Regions from separate parts of the Homo sapiens genome. Here region 1 is linked to region 2. A link is a contact called in ENCODE Hi-C or POLR2A ChIA-PET data. All regions are on one chromosome and are shown on one strand. Each heading gives the region's core, a stretch centred on a gene start or an enhancer-like site at or near the end of the contact. The rest is flanking DNA. Distances are from core to core; before and after follow the strand shown. Region 1 has its middle 61 kb from the start of TES. Region 2 overlaps MET (MET proto-oncogene, receptor tyrosine kinase).

Evidence for each region. A loop is a pair of places that touch in the nucleus more often than their neighbours do. ChIA-PET counts read pairs that join two places held with the same protein, here RNA polymerase II (POLR2A). Pooled maps may share reads with other maps.
Region 1: a map of mammary epithelial cell shows a loop between it and region 2 (4-fold over the local background). The contact joins two enhancer-like sites. A Hi-C loop is called at or near these places in 2 of 168 maps with a recorded cell type or tissue (cardiac septum and mammary epithelial cell), 1 of 37 single-sample maps with no recorded cell type and 1 of 50 pooled maps. POLR2A ChIA-PET finds 5 or more read pairs at or near these places in 4 of 52 experiments (A549, BJ, PC-9 and 1 more).

What each region holds. Positions count from the first base shown.
Region 1 is chr7:116,269,537-116,274,087 of GRCh38, forward strand. No RefSeq gene overlaps it. Among named protein-coding and RNA genes, the nearest start is that of TES, 61 kb to the left of the region's middle. Within about 2 kb of position 2,620, at least 19 of the 41 ENCODE cell types and tissues checked have a DNase peak (open chromatin) inside an H3K27ac peak, as active enhancers do; they include mammary epithelial cell, where a contact is called at or near this core.
Region 2 is chr7:116,677,142-116,681,608 of GRCh38, forward strand. All of the region lies in intron 1 of MET (MET proto-oncogene, receptor tyrosine kinase), which reads left to right. All of the region lies in intron 1 of COMETT (cytosolic oncogenic antisense to MET transcript), which reads right to left. Among named protein-coding and RNA genes, the nearest start is that of MET, 7.2 kb to the left of the region's middle. RefSeq lists a silencer at 1,966-2,477. Within about 2 kb of position 2,475, at least 2 of the 41 ENCODE cell types and tissues checked have a DNase peak (open chromatin) inside an H3K27ac peak, as active enhancers do; they include mammary epithelial cell, where a contact is called at or near this core.

The DNA of each region.
Region 1 (4,551 bases), core at 1,370-3,869, 410 kb before region 2:
TACAGGACCTTGTTTGTTCTCCAGATTCTATGAAATAAAGGACATTTATTTAAGGAAGATTGGGGGAAGTAGGGATTTATTAGTCACTCATGAACTCCAGAGTACTATGAGTACAAACTTTTATACAATGTAGACCTTGGCCTCAAGAAGTTTACAGTGTCGTATCTCATAAACGAGAGAGGTATTTAAACAAACTGGCAATCCATTGTGATAAATGCAATAGTAGCGAGAAAATCTAGTGCTTAGCCCTGAAGTTTGTGAATATGTACAATTTTCCAAAGAAAGATGGTATGCAATAGTATTCGTAATTAGTGACTTACCTGATTTATTACTTTTTTGTCAAATTTTTAAATAAATTACTTCTATTTAATTGCAACTGATAAAATTTAGGTAAGATACCTTTGAATAATTTATGTGTTTGTAAGAGAGAATTGTAAGGAAGGAGATAAGAGTACTGGCAGCTCTGCTTGACAAAGTCATATAGTACATTCTTTTTTATCCCACACACATTTTCTCTCTTTTCCCTTGGTCCAAACAAAGTTCTGAGGATGGGTGTGAAATGGGAGCAAGGAAGAGAGGAGCTGGAAGACAGCATAGGTCCGCAGCAACATGAGGTGCTTTCATTTTGAATTGGTTTTCCATGTCATGCTCCTTTTTTCACCAAATGGCACAGCACTCAGCATTTGCCTCTACTGGGAAATACCATATGCTGTTTTGCAAAATCCGTAAGGTAATGAACTATGAAACACTATTATGAATTATCATCACCACTCAATCTTTATTAAGCACTCCCTTCTGCCCATTCCAATGGCTGGCATAAGATGGCAAACATGGCAGGTGAAGCCCCTGCCTTAAAGGGTGGCACCTCAGAGGGAAGATTCAGTATTCTCATCGAAGGCTGAGATGGGTTCTTGATTCTTAACTTATAAAATGAAATGGAATTTCTATGACTTATTCCCATCCAGAAGAACTTTGCAGGATAATTATAGAACCTTTTCCAAAGTACTTATAGATTTTACAAATAGGAGAGGAAAAAACATTAGAATGACCTCTTTATCATCTCTTGCATGCATGTGTGAGCGAGTGAGTTGTGTGTGTGTGATCGAGTGTGTGTGCAAGTGTGTGTGAGCGTGTGTGAGCAGTGTGCATGTGTGAGAGCAAGCGAGTGTGTGTGTGTGTTAGGGCAAGTATTATCATATGAGAGTAAATTTACTGGAAAACTTTTAAAGATAAAGTTTATTCTTACTCTGTTCTATTTAAAATTTTCTTAGCATTATTTCAAAAAGTGGCTCTAGTCAATGTTATATCTACTTTATACATACAAACTCAGTTAATCCTCACAACGACCCTTCGAGGTAGGTACTTTATCATTTTACAGATAGAATAACTGAGGGCAGTAGAATTATTATGATTATGTAATTTGGAAAGCCACCAAGCTAAGAAGTAAAAGACCTGGAATTCACACCCTGACAATCAAGGCCTAAAGTGTGAATTTGTGTTCACCATGACATACTTAATACTGAATGTATATCTTCTTCCCTTTCATATGAACTATGTCAGGTCACGATGTCAGCACCACATAGAAATAGTTTTCTTTTGCTTGCTTGCCCTTTCACAGAGATTTCTTCCATGTGCCTTTGCAGCTTCCAAAAGCTGTAGCCTGTTCTTTGAGAAAGCTCTTCTCTCCTTAAGGAGTTGCTCCACATCGGATTGATTCTGGGCCATGCATCATGTCAGCTTGCAAAAGACAAAACCCTTTCTGTTTCTAAAGAAATTTCTCATATTTTGAAATGAAAGCAAGAATTGCTCTGCCGAGGTGCCAAGGGCAACATACTTCCATTACGAAGTGTTTCTAACAAAATGTTTTGGAGATTTTAAAGGGGCAGCTTTCTAAATATCCCAGGCATCTGCAAACAACCAGACATGCAGGCCCGCTTTTCAGCCCAAACATTGTTTCTGGGTTGTATCATTTTTTTTTCCTGAAAGTCAGCACAGCTGTTGCAATGCCCCTTTATCAATTGTCCAATGATCCCAACAATTTTTTTTCCAAGAGTGAATAATCAAAATGGTATTACAGGTCTTTGATTTTGAAATATATGCACTGTTAATATAATTTTGGCCTTCTTTAGCAGAATTTCAAAGGGGAACCAAAGGTTTATATTTATAAAGTTTATAATCATTCCACAAAGTTCAAGACATTTGGCAGTGCTTGGGAAACTTAAAAACAGTAATAAAAGGTTACTGCGAGGAATTCAAAGCTGCCTTGTATGGTAATGCTGATTCAAGCCACCACATACTGCAGCATTAGAAGTTTAGCTGTGATTTGGGGGTTGGATCAGAACTATGCAGCTGTAGAGATATTTAAATGGCTTACCCATTAACAACAAAGAAAGCACTTTGGAAAATTTACAATTAATATCTCCGCTTTGAAAACACATTAGGAGTATGCGGGGGGAGAAAATCATGCATTCTTAGCCTGATTTACTAAGCATCTATCAGCCTCCTTGACTGTTCTCAAGCACCAACCTTGCCTTGCAATTGTAAACTGTGCACTTTTGCCAACCTGGAATGCACACTCTGTCCCTGCCCAGCTCCAGATCATTCTGCATCTGTGCTTGCTCAAACTCTGGTAACCCAAGCTCTTCATTTGTTGGCAGCTGGTAAAAGGGGTTTCCTTATGAGTCACAGTGTGGAGGGAGGCTGAGTAATATACCCTATCCTGTGCTACAATCTGTATGGAATGTATTTGAAATAAAACTAAACTTAGAGTTTAGTTCGACATCTGATTTCAAACACATTCTTGAAAAATTGGAGTGCAATAGGGAAAAAATCACCATGTCTCTCCTGCTACGGAAAGCTTACTCCCCTACAACTGTCTCCAAAGGGACAGAAACTAAATTGCACTCATTCAGGCTCTGAGGTCTCTGATGAGGAAAGAGTCCACAGCTTGGCTTTTTTAGATGATCCTGCTTTCCTGTTATGGCAATGAAGTAGCTAGTCCCATGGCGAAGGAAAGTGGGAAAATGAAGTTGACAATGCACAAGTGTCACAGGCTAAGGCTTTTGTCAATGTTGTTTAACAAATGTAAGCATCTGACAGATCACATCTTTAACTGAAAGAAGGTAAAGAATATTACAAGACAAAGTGTGTTTACAAAAGTCATAGATGATGCAAGAACACTGTTTATCACCATATATTCACCTGTTTACAGTAAGTTCAGGAAAATGGGTTTTCTTACTATTAAATGCAGTAACATGCATTTATCTAGAAAAATAAATTAAGACTATCAAGGTCTAAATATAATTTCAAAAAAACTAGACACACTGTACTAACCAAATATTATATTTTTTTCTTTTTAAATATCATTAGATACCCAAATATCTGAAATGAAAAAAAGATTAGTGACGACATACTGAATGAACGGAAAAACTGGAAAATTTGTGGCTAGAAATTTAGAATTATACTATAAGCTAGATGTATCAAACTCACATATTCTTCCAAATTAGAGAATTAGTTATGCTTCAGAAATATAAAATACATATATGCCAGAAAGTTTGCTCTGTTTACTAAGCAATAAAATAATCATATCTTCTTAATTAATGAATCTTATAAAGTAAATGAAATGGAAATATGTCTGTTACCTGCTGCTTTTGACTAATATTCAAATAAAATAATCAAGTTATTTCCTTCTTATAATTTGTAACACACATTTCTAAATACAGGTGAGTTGCATGAGAAAAGGGGATTGAAAAATAAAAATTTCTATTTGGTTACTTGTAATTTGGGCTTGATACAAAAATTCCTTCAGTACCAACAATCTGATATGGTCACCAGGTATAGCCGATGTTAACAAATCCACCAGATTAAATCAGTATGTAGAAAATGTCAAGTCTGTGTTTACTCAGTTATTCAATAGTCAACACTCAGAGCTTACCAAATACCGTGATATTTACAAGGCATATAAGAAGCTCACCAAGTGAGGACAGAGGCAGACATGCAAACAAGTAACTGTCAAACACAAACTGAATGTTTGTGTCCCCTCAAAATTCGTATGCCAAAATCCTCACCCCTAAGGTGATGGTTATTAAAAGGTGGGCCTTTGGGAAGTGATTAGGTCATGGTGGAGGATGGGGGAACCCTCATGGATAGCATTAGCGCCCTCATAAAGGAAGTCTGAGAGAAATCCTTTGCCCCTTCCACCCTGTGAGGCTAGAGTGAGAAGATGACTATGAGGAAGTGGGCCCTCACCAGGTAGTGAATCTGCCAGAGCCTTGATCTTGGACTTTCCAGATTCTAGAACTAGGAGAAATAAATTTCTGTTGCCTATAAGCCACTCAGTTTATGGTATTTTATTACAGCAGCTCTAACAGACTAGGACCATCATATGCAATGTGATAAGCCCTCAATAGAGGGACACAAAAAGGGAGAAGAAGAGAGCAGAGAAGACTTGGGGGAGGAGGGCAACCTTTGAACTGGGTCTTAATAAGATAATAAGTGACCCAGGAGGAGAAGGGTGGGAATTGGGATAGCAAAGGGCATTCCAAACATAGT
Region 2 (4,467 bases), core at 1,225-3,724:
TTGAGAAGGATACCCATGGCTTTTTTCACTGATCCCTTCCATAGTATAAATCTAAAGACAGCAAGAGGCAGTTGCTGATGGTGTGCAGCTTCTGTCTGCTATGCACTTCTTTCTTTCCCCCTCGCTCTCCTTCCTTTTCCTTTCCAGTATTAAGTCACTGCATTGGATTTTCTTCCTCTTTTCTTCCTTTTCCCTTATTCCCCTATTTATATCCTGTATCAAGATTTGCAAACAGGTAACTTAAATGAGGAAAACTAACCATTTCACTAGGGATTGACAAACTGCTTAGGAAAAGCAGAGGGGCAGTCACTGCTTGGCGTGATTAGAGCTGTTGTGAGGCTCAGTGTATGGCATGGGCCCATGTGGTAGTATCTTTCAGATTTTCAAGAGAAGCTAGGACTCTCCCAATTTTAAAATGTTGACTCAGTGTCTTTAAAACACCATACAGCTTACAGTGGCAGAAAGTCTGCAAGCCAGATTGGGCTCCTGATGGTCCCAATTGCAGCAGCATGCATGGCCCGAGAGCCCCAGGACTGCTTCTACAAAATATTTTATTTTCTAAAATTCTCAGAAAATTAACTAAACAAATTTTTTAAAACCAATATTTTATGTCAGTTCCTATTGGCACGTGGTTATTTTTCTAAACTCATCAGCCCACATACTTTACATCAAACTATGTACGTTTCTAAACTAAAGGGTAATCTAGTTATTTCATTCTTAAACTGAAGTAGTAGTTTTCTGAAACCTGAATCCATCATGGCTTTATGCATCAATTTCATTTCCAAGTTCTCTGATTCAGGATAAACTCCCCCTTTGGAATATTGTCTTTCTCTCTCTCTCTCTCTGTCTCTCTCTCTCTCTGTCTCTGTCTCTGGAAATGACTGAACTTCACCCGTTGTTATTACCCTGCCATTGAAATTCAAAACATGCACTGCCCTCCTGGTTTCCAGTGCCCTTTAAAAGCAATCAGATCAGTGTTAAAATCTATTTTTCCAAAGGAATAAAAGCTCACAGGTTGTGCACTAATTTGTTTCCTTTAATCCTAAAATCTCAGTGAAATGCCCAAGCTAGCAGCCCTCCAGAAGGCCACTGTGTTAGAAAGGGAGATTATGTACTGTATTTCTTCCTACTATTTTAAATGCAAATATAATAATATATCATGAAACAGTGCACATACAGTATACATATTAAGATCAGTGGTCTATTCCTGTTTTGAAATGGTCTCCTACTCCTTAATAGTTGGAATTCTGAGGCAGCACCTAGACTCTCAGGTCCAATTTGAAAATGTATGTTTTTTTTTAAAAAAGAATGACTTGGGGAATAACTGTTTGATAAGACCGTGGAAGATTTCTAATTTTTAATATTTTATTAAAAATGTAAAGAAAGACATTCAAAGCTGAGACCTTTGAAATAATATGGTCTTTGCAAGTCAGAGAAAAAGAGAAGTGGTAAATTTATTAGAGATAGGTTGCCTCCTTTGAGGCCTAATCATGTGGGAAAGGAAAACCCAGCCAAGGTTTGGGTCCATAAGACAATTCAACCTAGCTTTAAAAATAGGTTTTGGCTTTGCTTGGGACCAGCATTGGGACCAGAGTGTATCTAGACCAGCATTTTAGCTATTAAATTTTAAACCTAGGGGTCTTTTAAGGGAAATTTAATCCATGTGTCTTTGATTCACTAAATCTTAAATCATTACTCACAAACTGTATGTCCCTCTAAGCTCTTTGATGTCCAAGAGATCTCTAAAATTGTGTAAGGCCTTTTTGTTCCAGAAAAAAATAGGAAGTTGGTTTTTGCTAAGCGTCAATAAACAGCATCCTCAAAAATCTGATTAGGTCTAAAATCTTGCAACCATGACAGTATGGATGTTTGAATGATGCAATGTGAAAATTTTAAGCACTTTTTAAAGTCCTTGTTTACCAGTAATACTCAGTTGTAATCCTTACTAACCCCAAGGAAATTATTTTGACACATTTCCTCTCTGTTTTGTAATATAAATACAAAGCCCAAATATTCATCATTTTATTCTGGCACATAGTAGGTACTCAGTAAGTATTTTGTAGAGTGTTGAATGACTCTTTCTTCTGCCCAGAAACTTCTAGCTAATGTCAGTTCTTCTATTCAATATTGATATCCATCTGTCATACCTTGGAATAAGATCTATTCTAAGTCAGTGACCTTGTTCGACAAATTTTTAAAATAAGCCATCTAACTAAATATATGACATTTATTGAAATTCATTTTGCACCATGAAGCAACTGCCTTGCAAAGAGTGCTGAAAATAGGAAGGAATTTCTAGACTAATTTGATTAAATATTCAGTTGTTGCCATATGCTTTCTGAAAATTGATTTTCCCCCTTTTACTATTCCTGTCATCCTTCCTCCCACCTTGACATGCTTACTGATTGAAAGCTATGCACAGAAAAAGGGCAGGTCGCTTGTATGTATAAGCAAGAGCAGCAAGTCCAAACAGGCTTAGAAAACGTAATGCTATAATCACGAGTTGTCATAATATAGGAGAGGGGAGAGAGGAATACTCAGCAATAAGAGTGGTGTTGGGTATTGCTCCAAATTACATGGATGACACATCTTTGAACTCTATTGTGTCGGGGGAAAACACCTTCTTGCTGTAGTTAGATTTCCTGTTTGTGAATGTGTATTTTCTGGTAACCAGACTTCCTATATGAATTTGACATAGCTTTAAGTGCATTTCAAATGACATGATTAAAGAATGGCTGCTTTGGAGACAGCAGCTCCTTCTCTCTTAAAGAAATAAACTATCATGCTAAAATATAGGCATTGAGATCTTTCTTGATACCATATTGTGAATTTCTAATGGCTCATCACATTTTTATCCTCAGAAAACCTTTCCTGGTGAAAAGCATGCTGTTTTAGTATCACATTTGGGGTGATGGAATTGGCAATTTCTTATATCTTGAGGGGGCGGGGGGGTAAAAGGAAAATTGTGTTAATAGGGTCTTAAAATAGAGATTCTCTTAGGTTAACCTGAAGATTTACTAAATACATTATCATTACAGCTTGTTTTGACATTTAATTGTAGATGGCACTGTATCAGCACTGACTTATTTATACAGCTTTGTTTAGACATGCCTAATTTTTATTTCATTGGTGGAACCAAACCATCAGTAATAAATCATATATCAGTGTTTTTGTACACATTCGTATTTACATGACTTTTAAAATTCCAATGTAAAGGTCTCACAACTTGAAAAATGAATGAATGCCTGAGTATTTGAACAGTTGGGAAAATGTAGTTCAATTTAAGAAAGATTTTTTATGACAATTCTTATGCCATATATAGAAAATAGATAATAAAGGAGAAGGCCTGGAGGTTTAGATGGGATATTGGATCAATGAGCAAAGGAAGGGGAAAGGTGGGCGGGATATGCTGAAGGGTCATGGGCTTGAGTGCACCCTAAGTCATAAAGAGGGTGTCCCATTAAGAATCAGGCTGCCTGAATTCTAAGTAGGAAAGAGGCAGGTCAAAATGGTGTATAGGCCAGGCACAGTGGCTCACGCTTGTAATCCCAGCACTTTAGGAGGCCAAGGTGGGTGGATGGCTTGAGCTCAGGAGTTTGAGACCAGCCTGGGCAACATAGCAAAACCCCCCTCTTAAAAAAATTACAAAAAGTAGCTGGACATGGTGGCGCACACTTGCAGTCCCAGCTACTCAGGAGGCTGAGGTGGGAGGATCACCTGAGCCTGGGAGGCCAAGGCTGTAGTGAGCCGAGATCATACCACTGCACTCCAGCATGGGTGACAAAGAGAGACCCTGTCTCAGAAAAAGTGGGGGAGGGAGGGTATGGAATAAAGTAAAGCTCATGGGAAAATGGTACCTTTACCATTTTCCCACCTTGGGAAATGGTGGGAAAATTTAGACATTGCTTTACAAAGTCTAAATTTCTGCCAACTTGTGTTACATGTGGTTTGATTCTGGAGAAAGATAGACTATCATCTATCCAGTCCTAAATTGGGCCTCTTAGTCTGTCCTCCCCTCAGTTACCAGGAAGAATAGCAGGAATATGTCACAGAAGCAGAGAAAGCTTTTATTCTGAGTGTCAGAGGCATGTTCTAAGCACTCTGTTATCTACTCCCAGGCACTCTAAATGAAATTCCATTTTCTCTGAGGAAATCAAAATATAAAAAGAAAACTCAGGCAAATTTATAAAGGTTTTACACCATTTTCATGACTGAAATATTCTAGCATATCTAGCTCATTATAATCTATAAATTCCTGTTGGGACCAAAAGTTATGGCCCTAAAACCTGTTATCTGTAATCCTTTTCCACTGGGATATTGTCTCTGGGGATATATATTAGCTTTCCTTGAGGATACTACCTTGAAACCATTTCTTTGGTCCTTGACTATACAAAGTTCATACTAGCATGGATGTAGGAATTGTATTTTTCTATTCTAAATACGAATTTAGACAGTGATATAAAGATT